2 separate regions of the Homo sapiens genome follow, and region 2 is linked to region 1. The links are chromatin loops, found by intact Hi-C in ENCODE. Cell type or tissue: endothelial cell of umbilical vein. All regions are shown on one strand.

Evidence for each region. A loop is a pair of places that touch in the nucleus more often than their neighbours do. Peaks named below come from ENCODE experiments on the same cell type or tissue, not always from the same donor. Only the 100,000 strongest peaks of a DNase experiment are listed, where the experiment ranks them.
Region 2: it touches region 1 in a loop (5-fold over the local background); 2 of 110 quality-filtered maps call a loop at or near these places.

Annotation. Positions count from the first base shown.
Region 1 is chr1:159,919,739-159,927,738 of GRCh38, forward strand. It overlaps TAGLN2 (transgelin 2), which reads right to left and starts at 5,769. Exons shown (of 5, transcript NM_003564.3): 1 at 5,712-5,769; 2 at 592-799; 3 at 1-97. The coding sequence starts at 771. IGSF9 (immunoglobulin superfamily member 9) reads right to left here. Exons shown (of 21, transcript NM_001135050.2): 21 at 7,303-7,788. The coding sequence ends at 7,607. LOC124904437 (a long non-coding RNA gene) reads left to right here and starts at 4,140. Exons shown (of 2, transcript XR_007066683.1): 1 at 4,140-4,213; 2 at 4,741-7,202. RefSeq lists enhancers at 1,520-1,739, 1,820-1,959, 2,680-2,729, 3,040-3,089, 3,210-3,389 and 4 more and a silencer at 4,730-5,139. In endothelial cell of umbilical vein, no CTCF peak of the experiment used is centred here; DNase peaks (open chromatin) are centred at 3,703, 4,073, 4,933 and 5,813; H3K4me3 peaks cover 3,190 bases; H3K27ac peaks cover 4,850 bases.
Region 2 is chr1:158,015,036-158,023,035 of GRCh38, forward strand. The region is part of intron 1 of KIRREL1 (kirre like nephrin family adhesion molecule 1); the gene reads left to right. Among named protein-coding and RNA genes, the nearest start is that of KIRREL1-IT1, 6.5 kb to the right of the region's middle. RefSeq lists enhancers at 4,302-4,987, 4,524-4,818. In endothelial cell of umbilical vein, no CTCF peak of the experiment used is centred here; a DNase peak (open chromatin) is centred at 4,656; H3K27ac peaks cover 3,830 bases.

The DNA of each region.
Region 1 (8,000 bases):
TCTGCTCCATCTGCTTGAAGGCCATGGTGGAGGCCTGGATCTTCTTTACTGGGGCCTGCCCCTCGGGGTACAGTGCATTAATGAGCTCACATAGCACCTGGATGAGGACAGCAGGGGTGGAAAGGTGAGAATATGCCTACCTATCGCAGCTCAGCGTGCACCACCCTCAGAACCAGAGACAATGAACCAGAGAGGCTCCTGTCTTGCCTGAAGACAGCTTGGACTCTTTCACTAGAGTAAGCCTCACAGTCCTTCTTGCCAGCCTCCTTCCTCCGAGCCCAGAGTGAAAAGCCAGTGTTTAGTCTTTCCTTGCTAATATACCCTCCCACAGTTCTTTCCTTAGAGACATTCTTCCTCAGTGTCACCTCAGTCTTCCACTGCCTGGGAGGCACATTCACCCTTACCCTCCACTCCACGGGAAGGGAGGAAAGCATGGGCCCTCTCACATCCTTGACAAAGGCCTTCAAGCTGAGGAAGAGGCTGGGACATGTGTGCCTTCAGTCTTCTCCTCTTCAGGTTAAACAATCCCCAGTCCACTGGACCCAGTCCTGCTCTCCCTGCACTTCCAAGCCAGTGGGGCCCGGCTCTCACCGTGCCATCCTTGAGCCAGTTCTGGAAGTTCTCGCGTCCAGGCTGGGGCCGGCCCACATCCTTTCGGCACTGGGTGGTGATCCACTGGATCAGGATCTGCTCCAGATCTGCATCATATTGTTTCTCAATCTTCTGCTGCACCTCCCGGCTCAGGCCATATGCAGGTCCCCTGTTGGCCATTCCAATGGGTGGCGGTGGCTGCGGGGAGCTAGGGAGAGGACACACCCGGGCTTTTGGTCAACACCTTGCAGCCTGGGGAGTGGGGAATTCAGGAATTCTGCCTGCAGGGATATACACCATTTCCCCCACGGTGAGCCCCAAGGATGAGGACCAGAACTGTTACCAAATGCAACCCTGCTCTTTATAGCCCTGGGAAAGAGAATGATTTGGGGAGAGGAGGAGGAATGTGGAACAGCTTAGGAAACTGGTTGGATCTACCCTCCCTCAACCTCTGGGTTTTCTTTGCTTTTTTTTTAACCATCTAGGTTGGTGCAAACCACTGGATTTTAATTGAGCACCTACTATCTGTGCTAGGGATTGTGAAAGAGATAGTAGAAGTCCTTGGTCCTCAAGTGCCCACAGTGCCATCAGGGAGACAAAGTGAGTACATATGAACAGGTAAGGATTGCACACAAAGAATACTAAAGTGCACAGTTCAGATCACATGTTGTAGGAGTTAAAAGAAGCAGACGGGCAGAAGCAGCCTGGGAAGGCTTTCTGGAAGAGGTAGGCTTGAATAGGTCCTTGAGGGATTTCAGCAAACAAATCGAATTTCCTATGAAAAACCAGGCAATAAAAACAAATTCTACTTTCCCCTCTAGGAGCTATGACAGGCAGAATCATGCCCCCGCAAAAGGTGTCCATGTCCTAATTCCCAGAACCTGTGGATATTGTTATCTTATATGACAAAAAGGGACTTCGTAGATGTGATTAAGATCTCGAAATGGGGAGATTATCCTGCATCATCTAAATGAGCCCAGTGTAATCACAAGGGCCTTACTAACTGAAAGTGGGAGATAGGTGAGTCAGAGTGGGAGAAGTAACAACAACAACAACAAAATGGAAGTAGAAGTCAGAGTCACACAGGGCCATGAACCAAGCAATGCAGGTGGCCTCCAGAAGCCAGAAAAGGGAAGGAAATAGATTCACCCAAAAACCCCAGAAGGAACACAGCTCTGCCAACACCTGTATTTTAGCCAGTGAGACCCCTGTTGAGTCTGTAGAACTGTAAGATGCTGTATTTGTGTTGCTTTAAATCACTAAGCTTGTAGCAATTTGTTACAGCAGAAATAGGAAACTAATACAGGAGCCCTGGGTGATATTTTTGGGGAAACCTGGAGAAGAGAAGGCAAGACGGGGAAATACACAGGAGGGTTTCTTTAACTTCGTTGGAGGAGCTTGATTAGCAAGAACTGGGTGGTTTCCCGACCAATGGCCTGAGTTGGCGGACCTCACTGTGGCAGTGTGTTCCCACCACACTCACCACCTGGGTCTGACACTCAGGGGCTGAGCAAGACCCGGGCATGGTATGGATGCCAAGGGGAGCCAAGAACCAAGAATGGGCCACAGTCCCCATTTTCTGTCCCATCCCCACCCTGGTTTGGCTTTTCTCTCTTCTCCAAAACAGAGCTAGCTGTCAGGCTGCTCACGAAAGGGGACCCCCAGGACAGGCATCTGCGTTCAAGGGGAAGAAAGAGAGCCACCCCTTCTAACCACATCTGGCTCCAGGCCAGGTTGGCCTTCAGGGATGAAGTCACTCCAGCTCCCCCTCTCCCACACACCCAGGTTAAACAATCCCGTCACCCCCTCTCAATGGACCTTGGGGCTCTGCGAAATACAAGGGGACCAGCCTGCCTCAAACCCTCAACACCTCTCGGCCGCAGAGGCTGTGTCTTGGGCCAGTCCCTCCCGTCCCGACTCCAACATGGCTGCTCCTTTTTACCCCAGCTTATCAAGCTGCACATTTCCGGCAGATCCTCCCCTAAATCAGTTATTTTTAAACCTCATTAAGAGCAACCCGCCCCCTCCACTTCCCCCAGCCCGAAAGCTGGGCCAGATAAATGTCAGTCTGGGCCCCGACCCACAGCGCCAGGCACACACACCATCAGCTTGGGGAAGGCAGGCGGGGTGGGGTGGCTGAGTTCTGAGGAGAAACCAAGAGAAGCATCCCTGCCCTTCCCAGAGGCCACTCCACCATAGAAACCTCTAACCTCTGATGCACAGGGGAATGGCTGGAAGACAGGTAGGAAGAGGAAGGGGCTAAGAGCTACTACCACCAGTAAGCCCCCTTTCCGCAGCCCAGTTCCAGACCTCTCTCCTGGGAGTGGCTGTGCTCAGGGCTGTTTCCAGGGACCAAGTGGCCTGAGGCTCGGGGATCACCATGGCACAGGTAAAGAAAGGGCAGGAGAATGATTAACCTAGACACTGGGGTTAAGAGCAGAGAGAAAGGCCTGAAGCCAGACACTTCCAGTGCCCCCCAACCCCCCAAGGCAGGACAAACTTGGCCTCCCAGACCCACCACTGGGTGGAAAGTGGATGCTGAGGAACCCCCTCCACCGCCCAACGCTGGGGCCTGGACACAGCTGGCAGGGTCACGGCCTCCAGCTGCAGTGTATCTGCTCCACTCTGGGGCCATTGCCCTCAAGCTCTGAGGTGCCAGAGCCATAGGGCGGGGTCCTGAGAAGGGGCAGTTCCAACCAGGCCAGGCCTGGTCAGCAGCTGTTTCTCTTCCCCACCCCCACGGGCAGGCAGAAGCTGATGGGCTGCGGCTGCTGGAGCTGGGAAGGCCCACCCTAGGGACACCCAGGGGACCTGCCCCTGCCTTCCCTCAAACATAAAGAAAACAGTAAGCAAGTTGCCTACCAGGGTGAGAAGAGATATGCCCAGCTGGAAGACAGGTGTGGGGGACCCCCAGAGCTGGGGACCCCAAAGGAAGGTGACAGCTGAACAACCTGGGGGATGGACTGGCAGGGAGCAACCTAAACCCTAGCGCTACTGCAGCTGTGAGAACAACCCTCACCCTCACCCTGGAGTTACAATAGGCGGGAAACGGGGAGGGGCCACGCAAGGCACTCGGCCCCACCCAGACCCTGGGCTGGAAGCTTACCTCACCAAAGCCAAAGCCAAAGAAAAGGCGGACATGGGTGGGGGCAGGGAGGACTTCAGGGTTCTTGGCTAGGGTGTTTAATTGGGAAGACAAAGGGACTCTCCATCCACCGTGCAGATGGAACACAGGAGAACTTCCCAACTCAGATTTGGGACAGGGAGTGTTCTCAAAGAGCAGCACAGTGAGGGCACCAGCCCACAGAGCGAGGTGCCACAGCCAGCAGCAAGGATGGGGGGCGGCCCACAATTAAGGGAACCACCGTAGGGCAGCCCCTCACCACCGAGAGTCAGGAGCAGAAGAGAAAGCTGAGGCTACACAAACAGGAAGCTCCAAAGCTTGCGTGGGAGGAGGGGATGAGGTGGGGGCCGTTGCCATGGCTTCTGTGTACCAAACAGTGTTGGAGGCTGGGTGGGGGCTCCGGGCAGAAACACCCTGTCAACACAGACGTTGTGGTGAGCAGGCTGTGAGCACGGGAGCAGAAGTGGGATCGTCTCAGCAGTGCTCGGGTGTAGCCAGGTGCAAGAGATTATTCCAGGAGACAGCTATAGTGGGGATGGACAGCGTGTGGGGGAAGATAGGAAATGACCCGTGTTGGGGTGAAGAAGAGGACTCAGGAAGTAGTTGTTCAGGAGAAGAAATCCCCTGGGAAGGGAAAGTGTTCTGAGCTAGAGAACCCACAGCTGAAAATTCTGGAGGGAGAAGGGATGGAATGAAGAAAGGATTAGGGGCCAATCCCGGGGTGGGGGACAGGGGCAGAGGCCTTGGGGTGAGGGAGGGAGTTGCGGTTGGACAAAACCTATTTGTTGGTTCTGGAATGGTAGGGCCCTACTGGGCCCGCCCTGCCTTGGCCTCCTCTGCAGTTGTAGGTCTGCCCCTTGTAGTGGGGAGGAGAAACTGGGAGGGGGCTAGAGATAGAGAGCCATTGCTGTCTGGTGCTTTGAAGTCAATGAGAACACTGGGGGAGCCCCGTCCCAGCCGCAGGTCTTCTACATCGAATCCCACACTCCATCCCCACTCTCACCCCGTTTCTCTCTGCCCCACAGATACCAACTGCTCACAGATCTCCCAGGACACCGGCTTCAGGTAGCCCCAGGAGGCACAGGGCGCGGGGGGAGGCGGCAGTCCACCTCCGGTCCTGCAGGTCCGGCCTCCCAGCCGCCGCCCCCCACCCCCACGACCACACCCTGGGCCGTTACAACAGATGAGTCACCCACCGCCCTCCCGCCGCTGGGGTGACGCAGTGGTCTGGGCAGCCCGCCCGTCCGCCCGCGGCCACCACCGGCTTTCCCAGCAGCAGGGGGCACCCGGTGGGGGCAGCGGCGCTCGGGCAGGGTAAAAGCAGCCACCACCACCCCCACAACCTCACACAGGGCACCCCGGGGCGCAGTCAGGGCTGCAGCACCCAGACCCCCGAGGTCAGGGGACCGTCATAGAGATGACTGGAGCTTCACAGAAGGTCACCGTGCGACCCATGCAGAGCCCCCTAGCCCCAGCCCGTGACCTCAAGTCCCCAGAATAGCAAGCTAGCAGGAACAGGAATGAAAAGGGCGGCCTCGGGGACTCAGAGGGCACGCAGTGCTCACACGTGCTCCTGGAACCAGGAAGTGAAGGGTCGCGCGGGAAAGCCCAGGAGCACGAGCTGGCCCAGGGCCGGCGCCACGACCCGGGGTCACTCGGGGCCAGCCAGCTAAAGTCCGACGCCCTTTTTTCCCCTCGCCCCAGTGAGGACTCAGCGATGGAGCCCGCGGGTGGGGCTCAGTCCCTGAGTCCCTGCTCCAGACGGACGCCCTGTCTATGCATGGGCTAACCTCGCCTGACCTCATCGTCCAACAATGTCGGGTCAGGGCTTGGGGACAGGACCTGACAGCACGGGGCGGGGTAAAGTAGTCACCGGACCCTTGCCTGGTACCAGCCCTTGATCCCCGAGCTCGCTGGAGCAAGTTCAAAGCGCTGGCTTCTTGCTTTCTACACAGCACGCACATGTCCCCGACCCCCGTACCCCCGACCTGCTCACCGTTCAAGCGGGCTGGAGAGCGGCGCACTGACTCAAGGCAAGGGCTGCAGCTGCAAGTGGTGCGCCCTGCCCAGCCGGGGATTTTCAGGAGGGTCCCGCCTCAGACGGGGCGGACCCGGGGCGGGGCAAGGGCCAAGAAGGTTTAAAGGCGCCGCAGCGCAGAAGGAGGGAGGACTGCTTGAGACAGAGGGACAGTAGACCAGAGCAAGGGTTAAAGGTTCGGGGAGTCTGAATCTACAAAGGCGGCTGCAGTGGTCTCCACCCGTGAGTACCTCAGCCTCCACCGAGAGCCCGTAGACTTGTGCCCCAGTAGGAAACTTTCTGCCTAGAAAGTTAGCTAAACACTGTGGGCGTGTTTATGTAGGAAGAAGCCTCCTAGTTTAGAGGCTGGCAAGGTAAAAGGAGGCACAGGAAGGCCTTCCCCCGACCCCAACTGACTAGTGTGTGACAGGACTGGGACTTGCAGGCCGGGACAGCACCCCCACGTGATCTTGCTCACCTCTTACTTCAAGCCTGGGCAGGGACTAACAGTGAGGTCACTCTGCCCAGGGCCCTAGGGGTGTTTTCGGTGTTGGGACCCAGGGCTCAGACCTGTCTTCTCCCTGCCTTTCATCTCCTTTTCTATGACCTGGTATCTCTTCCTAAATCCTGGAGGGATCAGAGGGGGAGACCTCAGCGCGAGGAGGCTGGCTGGGGTTCTTTTGTCTCTGAGGGTGGAGGACAGCACAGTTCAGGGGTGGAGAAAGAGCCCCCCATCCTTTCAGGCTTCAGTTGAATAGAGTCCCCCGGGGTGGAGTTCTGCACACATGATAGAGTCCTCCCTTGAACCTGAGATTCCAGGATGTCAATATCCAGTCCTGTCCAACCTTTCTATTATTCTCTGTTCCCTCCCCGAGTCCTACACAGCCCTATATTCCAGTCCCACTGATTGTCAAGCATTCTCACTCTTCTGTGCCTTTACAAAGGCTATTCCTCTGCCTAGGACAGTTTCCCTTCCTTGACTGGCTCCCCACCTGCTCTACCCTTTACCTGCTGTGTGACTGTTGTGCATTCTATGCTTGAGTTCCCTGGTCTATAGAACAGAGCTAATAGTACTACCTAATTCATAGAATTGTAGAGAACTAAACAGTCCACCTATAGGGCTTAGAGCAGTGCCTGGCACATAGTGAATACTATTATTACCACCATCTATCTGTGAGGGTCCTGAGGACTCCCCCCCAATATGTGGCATTTGTCCCAGCACACGATATTAGCGTTCACTAAAGGTGGCCTTGAATGCAACATCTTCCTTTGTGCTACAATAACCAACACATAGCTTTATCACGGAACTTATCATACGGTAACTATTTCTTTGTCCGCCTCACTGACTAGAAAGAACTCCTCAAGGGCAAAGGCGTGCTTCCAGAGCTTTGTATTTTCTCAGTATCTACTTCAGTGGCTGGCCTTTAGTAGCTGGCCTCCGTAAGCACTCAATAAATGTTCTTGAATGAATGCTGAATGCACCTCCATTTATTCAAGAAGATTCTCCTCTTCTTTAAGGGTCCAGGGATTTTCCTGGCACTCTCTCAAAGACAGATAACACACAGAAACATCTTTCAAACTTTGTTTATTCACCTGTAAAAAACTTCACACACACACACACACACACAGAGAGAGAGAGAGAGAGAGAGAGAGAGAGAGAGGCAGACCTAAGATCCCTGTTCCAATCCCCAGACTCACCTAGGGGGTCAGCACATACATTCCATACCAAGGTGACCCAAACCCACTATCAGGGTCTGTGCCTGGGCACCAAAGGGGCAGGCAGGGGCAGTGCCCTCGTTTGAAACTAGGTCTGTCTGGTTGGGGGCCTCCTTTGCAGGTCCATATGCCTTTTCACAGCCTCACATCAGGGATGTTCACAGCAGAGTGGCCTGTTCGGGGTGGGGGACTGGCTGTCGATAGGCTGGTAGCCGAGCCCTAGTAGCATCTCGGCGGCGGCGGAAGGCCAGGAATTCCTCCCGAAGGGCAGCACAGCGGGCCTCAGGGCCAGTAACATGGGCAGTGTTCAGGAGGCAGCCCTCCTCTGGAGTCTTCACACCTGCAAGAGGCGGGCAGGACAATGAGAAGAAGCCCTGAGGTTCACTGAGTGAAGAGCTCAGATGTGAAGCTCGCTAGGCCCTTCCAGTACAGATGGCCCAAGGGGGCAAGGCACAGTCTAGAGCAGAGGAGCCTGGGAGGCAGGGCCTGACTGGGAATAGATGGGTCCTAAGGTGGCGGGGGGATGTGGGACAGTATGGCCGAGATGCCTGC
Region 2 (8,000 bases), 1.9 Mb before region 1:
TAGGTGTACTCTGAAGAAATTTTTTTTTATTGCCAAAGTACTCTTTTGTTTTTTAAATGAGTTTCATAAAGTCACCTTACTCCTACCCCAGACATCACAACAGCTGGCTGGCCCCTCACCCCATCTCCTTAGGGAAATAATCTTTTGAGTCCTGCCATACCTTCAGTGTCTCCTAAGAAACTGTGAGTATCAGAGAGGGCTGTGATGTCCTTTTCTTCCTCTCATCTCTGATGCAGTTCTGAACTGGGGGCCAAAATAGCTAAGTAGGAAGAGTCCTGTTTTGCACCTGCAGCACTCCCTCGCTCCTGCCCGCTGTTATCACCCACCTCCAGTCCCTTCCTGCAGATACTCTCAATGTTATCCTCAGACTAAGCCAGACCATTGGAGAGTTGGGAACCAAGATGGAATGGTTTTGGCCCCTTAAAGAATTGCTTTTACTGAACTGAGCATTTGGTGCTGTGCCACCAGCCCTCACTGAGGAATGCTTTAAGGAACAGCCCTGTGAGACTCCTTACTGCATTTATGGTAGGAATGTTGTCCAGGACATGGTTCAACACATCACAGTGTCCTTTTATGAGGATCCACAGGAGAAAGTTCCAGAGCTACTTTACCTAAGCTTCTGGTTCATTTTTTTATGGTTACTGTAAATTGTATCATGAATTTTGAAATTTTCCTCTTTGCACTGACTGCTTGGAAGCTCAGAGCTAGACCTTGTAGTTCATCTCTGATGAGGCACTTAGGATCTTATGGCATATATTTAGTATATTAGTTTTACCCCAACCTCAATTTATTTCTCTTGTTTTTAGTCTCTTTCCCTGCTTCCCTAATCTCCACCATCCCCATCCCAGTGTCTAGTTTCTTCTCTTATTTTTAATATCATTGACCGAATCTATGTATGCTGCTTCAGATTTTCTATGAAACAAGTAAACTAATTGAGTTAAGATCTATAAAACATAGAGCATAGTGCCTGACAAATATTAAGAAAGCAGGCTGGGTGCGGCGGCTCAAGCCTGTAATCCCAGCACTTTGGGAGGCTGAGGTGGGTGGATCACAAGGTTAGGAGTTTGAGACCAGCCTGGCCAACATGGTGAAACCCCATCTCTACTAAAAATACAAAAATTAGACAGGTGTAGTGGCGTCTGCCTGTAGTCCCAGCTACTCAGGAGGCCGAGGGAGGAGAATGTTGTGAACCCTGTAGGCAGAGCTTGCAGTGAGCCGAGATCGTGCCACTGTACTCTAGACTGGGGGACAGAGCGAGACTCTGTCTCAAAAAAAAAAAAGAAAGCAAAGAAAATGTCAACTACTATTTTAAGTAAACAAATAATACAAATTGTTTCTAATCTTTATTTTAGAGATGTTGCAAATATGGACCAGAGACTGCAGAAAGCTAGCCAGATCAAAGGCCAGCAGTTAAAGGCAGTAACTATAGTTAACTCCCAGTTGACCCAATAGAAGGAAGAGCCTTGACCCGAGTAACACCCAGCCACTGATTTTTTTTTAATCTTTTCTTTTTAACTTTGGGATGCATCATGGTGATAATAATGATGATAAATAATCAGATTTGCCTTGCTTATTAGAGTTGACTTGGTCTGCTATTTAAATGAGTTTCTAATTCCCTGCTCACACCAGACTGACAACCGAAACCTTCTGGGTGGCAAAGGGAATCAGCCTGCCTGGGATTAAGATTTTTCCATGGTTAATCTCCAAAGTGAGGAACCTACGTGTGAGTAATTGAGAGCTGACAGCATTTCGTTGGATCAGTTTTGCCTAGTCAGACAGGGAGAGGGCTAAGCCTTGGAAAGACAATAGGGTAAGACAAGAGGAAGTTGACAGAGTGTGACTTCTATCCATTTCTCAGCCTTGCTTGCACAACCTGCCCTAGCTCAGGTGAAGTTGGCCCTGCATTCTTTGTCTCTTATTTGCTCATTTCCAACAAACCTTTCATTTGGTCCAAGGGTAAAAAGAAAAAGAAAAAAGTCGCCATGACATCTCTGTTTTGTTCAACCCCACATTCACGGAGCATTTACTATATGTTAGGCACTGTTAGGTGCTCTGGATGTGTCAAGTCCCTGCGAGCTCCCTTTCCTGCGGAGGGCAGGTTCCAGTGGAGACACTCATCATTGCACGCACGGCCCAGGAAATGGGCATCTCCCTGGGCAAGTTCTCCTCATTTTCCTCCTTTCCTGCTTCCTCCTGCGTTTCTCAAGGGCTCTCTTCCTCTCACTCTTCTCTGTCATTCCCTCAAGGTCTTTCTAGCCCTTCTTAGTTTTCTCTCCTACCCTCTTTACCTTTCCCTCCTTTTTAAGATCCTTCTTTTCCTTTTACATTTTCAAGGGCTTTCTCTCTTTTTTTTTTCCTATTAAAATACATTTTTTGCCTAGCGCAGTGGCTCACGCCTTTAATCCCAGCACTTTGGGAAGCTGAGGAGGGCGGATCACTTGAGGACAGGAGTTTGAGACCAGTCTGGCCAACATGGTGAAATCTTGTCTCTATTAAAAATAATACAAATTAGCTAGGCATGGTGGTGGCGCCTGTAATCCCAGCTACTTGGGAGGCTGAGGCAGGAGAATCGCTTGAACCCAGGAGGAGGAGGTTGCAGTGAGCCGAGATTGCGCTACTGCACTCCAGACTGGGTGACAGAGTGAGACTCTGTCTCAAAAAAACAAAAATAATAAAAAATAAATTTCTGAGAAAGAAAATAGTTTCTTTTTTTTTCTATTTTTCTGTTTTTTTTAAACCTCTTTCCTAATTACTTACAAGGAAAAAAAAGAAGGCAGCCCTCCCTCTCAATCTCTCAGTTCTTTTGCTTAGAAGACAAAAGATCCTTCAGAATTAGAGAGGAAGAGGGGAAAAGAAAAAAAAAAAGATTCCAGTTAAAAATCTTAAAAATCTTCATCAGGGTCAAAAACCTGACAGAAAAGCTTTGTTTGAAGGGAATGTGAAGGGGGAGGAGGAGGGAACTGGCAACCGGCAACTCTCAACCTCAAAAGGCAAAATATCTTGAGAGTTGAAGGAAATCTGGAGATAGTGAACACTCCCATTGAAGTAGTGGAATAGCTTTGATTTCCTTTTTAGCCAGAGAGTCTTGTCCTTTTGAGGCTGGTGGAATATGCTGAGAGGAAGAATTGGGGGGGTGGGAAGCAGGAAACTGCCATTTTAATTTCACCCTGGGTCAGAATTGTCAGGAGTTAGGGTGACTGCAAAGAAGCCCTAGGCCTGAAGCCTCAGGCTCTGGTGTGCCGCACCACACCACAGGTCCCAGCCTAATACTTCCCAGAAAGGGAATGAAGCAGGGAGTAGGCAGAGTCAGGGGGCAGGGGAAGGGCTGTGGGAACTGATGTAGAGGGCTGGTGATGGTGAAGCTGGTGAAGCCCCGGGAGAGACCTGTGGGCAGGTAGGAGGCAGCTCATAGCATGGCCATGGAGCCAGGAGGCATCAGAGCGTGAGATGGTGCCAACCTGGGAATGCAGTGTGGCCTGTAGGGAAGCAAGGTTCTAATTGGTCAGCTGCTCTAGGACTTTGAGGAGAAAAGACTCAGAGATGTCCCTTGATTGGAGGAAGGGCGAAAGCAAAAAGTAGCATGGGGCATTATTGAAAGGGTGTCAAGAATGGGACTGCTAGAATGAGGAAGCAAACATAAAGCTGGACACCCAGACAAGGAGGAGCCCTGGAAAAAGAGGGGAAGGGTAAAGAGGGGGCCTCCTTCCCTGGAGGCCATCTGATGAGGGTCGATGGGCCAGTTTGAGAACCATTTGTGGCAAGCGTTTAAATCCCAGGCTGCTTTTTGCCCCAGTACCTGGTATCCAGCCATCGATTGATGTGCTACGAGAGAAGATGAACCAATTTTATTATTAGCCTGAACAAAACATAATTAGGAGGAGAAATTTGCTTCTGCTGTTGCAGTTGCTGCAGCAAAGAAGTTACATAAGGTTCATTCGGATGACTTGGGAACACCTTCCCTACTTCCCTATTCCTGTTCCCGTTTCTCTGGCTTGAACCAAGTAAATAGAGGTCCAGAGCCTCCACTCTGCCCTCTAGAAATTCCCAAGACAGAAATGTGCTCAAGGAGCAGATCTAAGACCCTCAGCCTATAGCGGACACGGAACAAGGGCACAAATCGAATAAGTCAGTGCATTGTCATGATGAACATGTGGACAAAGGCAAGAAAAGGGAGAAGGGACAAGAGAGAGGAGCAGACTGGAGGAGAAGGAATAAAGAGCTGAGGCATAGCTCTGCTCCTGTGATGTTAGAGGAAGGGAAGGTGGAAAAAAAAGGCATTGAATTATTCTCAGACAATTTCAGAAGGACCAGATGGATTCTGGAAGGAATTAACTCTGTTATGTCCTGTACTAGTATCATTACTACACTCTAAGATGGGCAAACGAAAGGATTTGGAGCATTTTGGCAGATACTCTTTGGGTGATTGAGAGGGGGAGGTAGGAGGGCATGGCTGTTGGGGTGACTATATGGGGGTCGCATTTGGGCTGAAAGTTAAGGCCACAGACACATCCCAGGCTGAGCTCCACACTGACCCCCTTAGACTGAGGCTTTCACTCAGGGCACTTAACTTGGGTGGAGGGAGGCAGGAGTGGAAACTCCAGGCCTAATTGCTAGGTCTCTCTCAGCTCTTCCAGGGAGCACGGGGCAGGAAATTCCTCAAATTCCAGGCTTGTAGGATCATTGCTGAGCTTAACCGCAGAGCAAGAGAAAGAGGCAGGAGAGGCAGAGAACTGCCTTCTCTCCATCTTTTTTTCCCTTGCAATTTTAAAGCTGCAGCAAATCAGAAGGGTTTGGAGGGGCTGATGGCTATGAGAGAGGCCCCAAGCATAACACCCCCGACCCCGGTAAAGAAAGTCCCAAGTCTGGGAATCCCAGAGAAATTAGTCCTGAATTGAGTAAGTTTGAAGTCAAAAATAGACTGCTGTGGCCCGGGATAAGCATTTTTCCCAGGGTGAATTTTTTTAGTTCTTCAGAATAGCCAGTGGAAAGGAAGTTGCTTTAGGAGCAAGAACTGTCTTGCTGAAATAAATGATGGCTGTGCAGGGAGCACATTGGAAGGGGTCTTGGGGTGGACAGAATTTCCTTTTGCTCTAAGGGTGAAACCAGTCAGGTCTCTCTCTTTCTGAGCTCTCCTCCCAGAGCACCTGGTCAGGATATCCCAGTCATCACCTCCGGGAAGATGATGTTCCCTGGATAGCCCATACATTTTCTCACCTCCATACCTAGCTAACACTGCTGCATCAGTCCCAATGACCCCACTTCCCATCCTTTACTCTCTGAGATCTGGATTTGCCTTCAAGATGCACCCCCCATGCCACTTTCTTAAGGTAGTCTTCTCAACTCCCCCCAAAGAATGAACTATTATTTTTGGGGGGCTTCCAAAGCAAATTGCTTTGAAATTCCAAAAGATCATACATTCTGTTTTAATCATAGTGGGTTGTTAAGCTCCTGCACTAGACTATAATGCTACTTGTGGATAGGGACTATGATTTGTTTATATCTGTAACTTCCGTCTCTTGCCTCTTTTCCCCAGCATAGAGCAGAATGACTGCCATACAGTAAATCAAAAAAAAAAAAAAAAAAAAAAGCCGTTGAGTGAATATCCCAGTTATTTGAGTGTGGATTATCCACTTGGTAGATCCCTATAATTAATGTTTAACTCAAAGTCTAGTTTCTCTTCCAGCTCAGCTCCTGGTACTATCACGTAATATGTGCTCAGAGAATGCAAACAGTTTTTAAATATTATCTTCAGTACGACATAATTAGGTGCTGCTAAAAATTCATTATCATGCTTTCCAAAGCCAAAAAGAAATAACTTTTGTATTATCCACTCCACTGCTCTTCCTCAGTGGTGTGGATAACTGAGACATAAACGTTTTCATCATAATTGATGATGGGACCACCTTACAGGGCCGCTGGATTTATTGGGTGCCAGGAGGAAGAAGCAGTGGCCCATATCTTCTGTAATTCTTTCTTCTCCAGTTGCTAAGCTCCTTGGATTTGCACAGAGCACTTAGAGTTGATGGTCCCACCCTCAGCAGCAACCTAAAAATGGCCAATGTGGGCTGGCATTGAGGAAGTATCTCGACCAAAACCTCAAAAATTCACAGTAAAAAATGCCGTATCCTAGGGCTCTTAATTTTTTTCTTGGTGGAATCATAAAATCCTTTTGGTTGTTCTTCAGACCTATTTGTCCCTCTTTTGTTATCAGAATTATTTTCTGGTGACCCGGAGAGATTCTTTCACTGCACTATATTGCAGATTCTCCACCAAAAAAGCAGAACTCAGCTGGCTGCATGATGCCAAAATGACTCCTTGCTTTGGCTAATTCAGTCAGCTGGTGAAAGTATCGTGGTATTATGGAAGGAGCCCTGTTTGAGGCATTACCCTCATCTTAGTTTCATTCCTGATTCTGCTACTAATAAGCTGTGTGACTTTGAACAGGTTGCTTAACCTCTCTGGGCTTTGGTAATCATAATCCCTAACATGTGGAAGTTGGGCTAGGTAAAAGCAGAGGCTCTTTTTAGCTATAACTCTATGTGTAAGTCTGTAATTGAGGTTAAGAAGAAATGTGCATATACATGACTTTTGACTGAATACTATTTACTTTCTATAACAGGTTACAGGATATATATAAAATTATGTTTTCAGTCTCCCTCCCTTTCCTGGGAAAGACTGAATAGGCCCTAGAGGTTCTGGGGGTGTGGCAGCTGTGGTGGGCTTTACAAAAGGGGTTTTTTTGGTTCCTTCTGTTCACTTGTAAGGTTTCAAAGAAAATTGTGCCTATACTTATCAGGATATATGTAAGCAACTGCAGAGAAATGCCATGTAACCTGAGGTGTTAAGTACTGAAGGGACAGGAAATAATACTGGGTGTGGTTATGGATAGTGCTAGTTTGGCCAGGCTTCCTTAAAGAGGTAAATCTGGAGCAGGGCTCAGCAGGAGGAGACATGGCATGGATTGTAAGGGGAGAAAGAAATCCACTCCAGGTGTGTGGGTGGGTGCGGTTGGGGTGGGGCTCGGTGGGTAGTTATTAAAGCTTTATGCACCTGGATTCCTAGTAGGCAGCTATTTTGGGTTCTGGAGAAGTGGGTCAACATAATGAAGTTTGGGAGGCTGCATTCTGATTTCTGGGCACATAAACCTGGGGAAGGCATGAAGCAAGGAGGATGCTGAAGGGCCATTATCATCCAAATGAGACCAGTGGGATGTAAAGGATAAGAGCATTATAAGTATCCCAAAAAAGAGAATCTCAGAATTATTTCTATTTGAGCATTTAACTTGTGCTAAACACCTACTATGTTCTGGGATGTCCGTTCTGGAAAGGACCTTAGAGGTAATCTGTTCTATGAATTATGAAACTGAAGATCAGAGAAGGGATGCAAACTGCCCAGTGCCACCCAGCGGATTCTGACAGAAGCAGAACTAGAAGCCCTGATTCCTTACTCCCACCCTACTGTTCTTCTTGCTACAGCTAAAAAACACCCATATTCTTTGACTTCACTTTCCCTATTGAATTTACATCTAGTGCCAAAGGGGCACCACTGGGAACACCCAGGACCCCTACTATAGATGTGCTTCCCACTATGGTTAAAAGTTAGGACTTGTCCCAGATCCTTTGCCAGCTGCTGAAATCCAGGCCCTGAGATTTAAACTCCCCAAACAGCCTCCAGAACAGATTGCATAATAACTTAATCGGAAGGGCGGGAGAGAGGGTCCAAGTGTTCAGGCAAGTACCACTCTGCCAGCTCCTCTCCACATCTGCATCTGTGGGCCTTCTGCTAAAGTGCCAGCGCCCTAGCCTGTTTCCAGCCTCTTCCTCCCACACACCTGCACACCCGCACACTCTTACCTGTGTATACTCAGTCTGGGTGCAAATGAAGAGAGACCTGGGGTTAGGTCCAGGAGCAACTAGAGTGACCACCCTGGGTGATGTGAGGGTCCACGGGTGTCTTCTGAAGTTCTTTTTGGAGGCCTATGTGGCCCCTGTTTTCTCCTC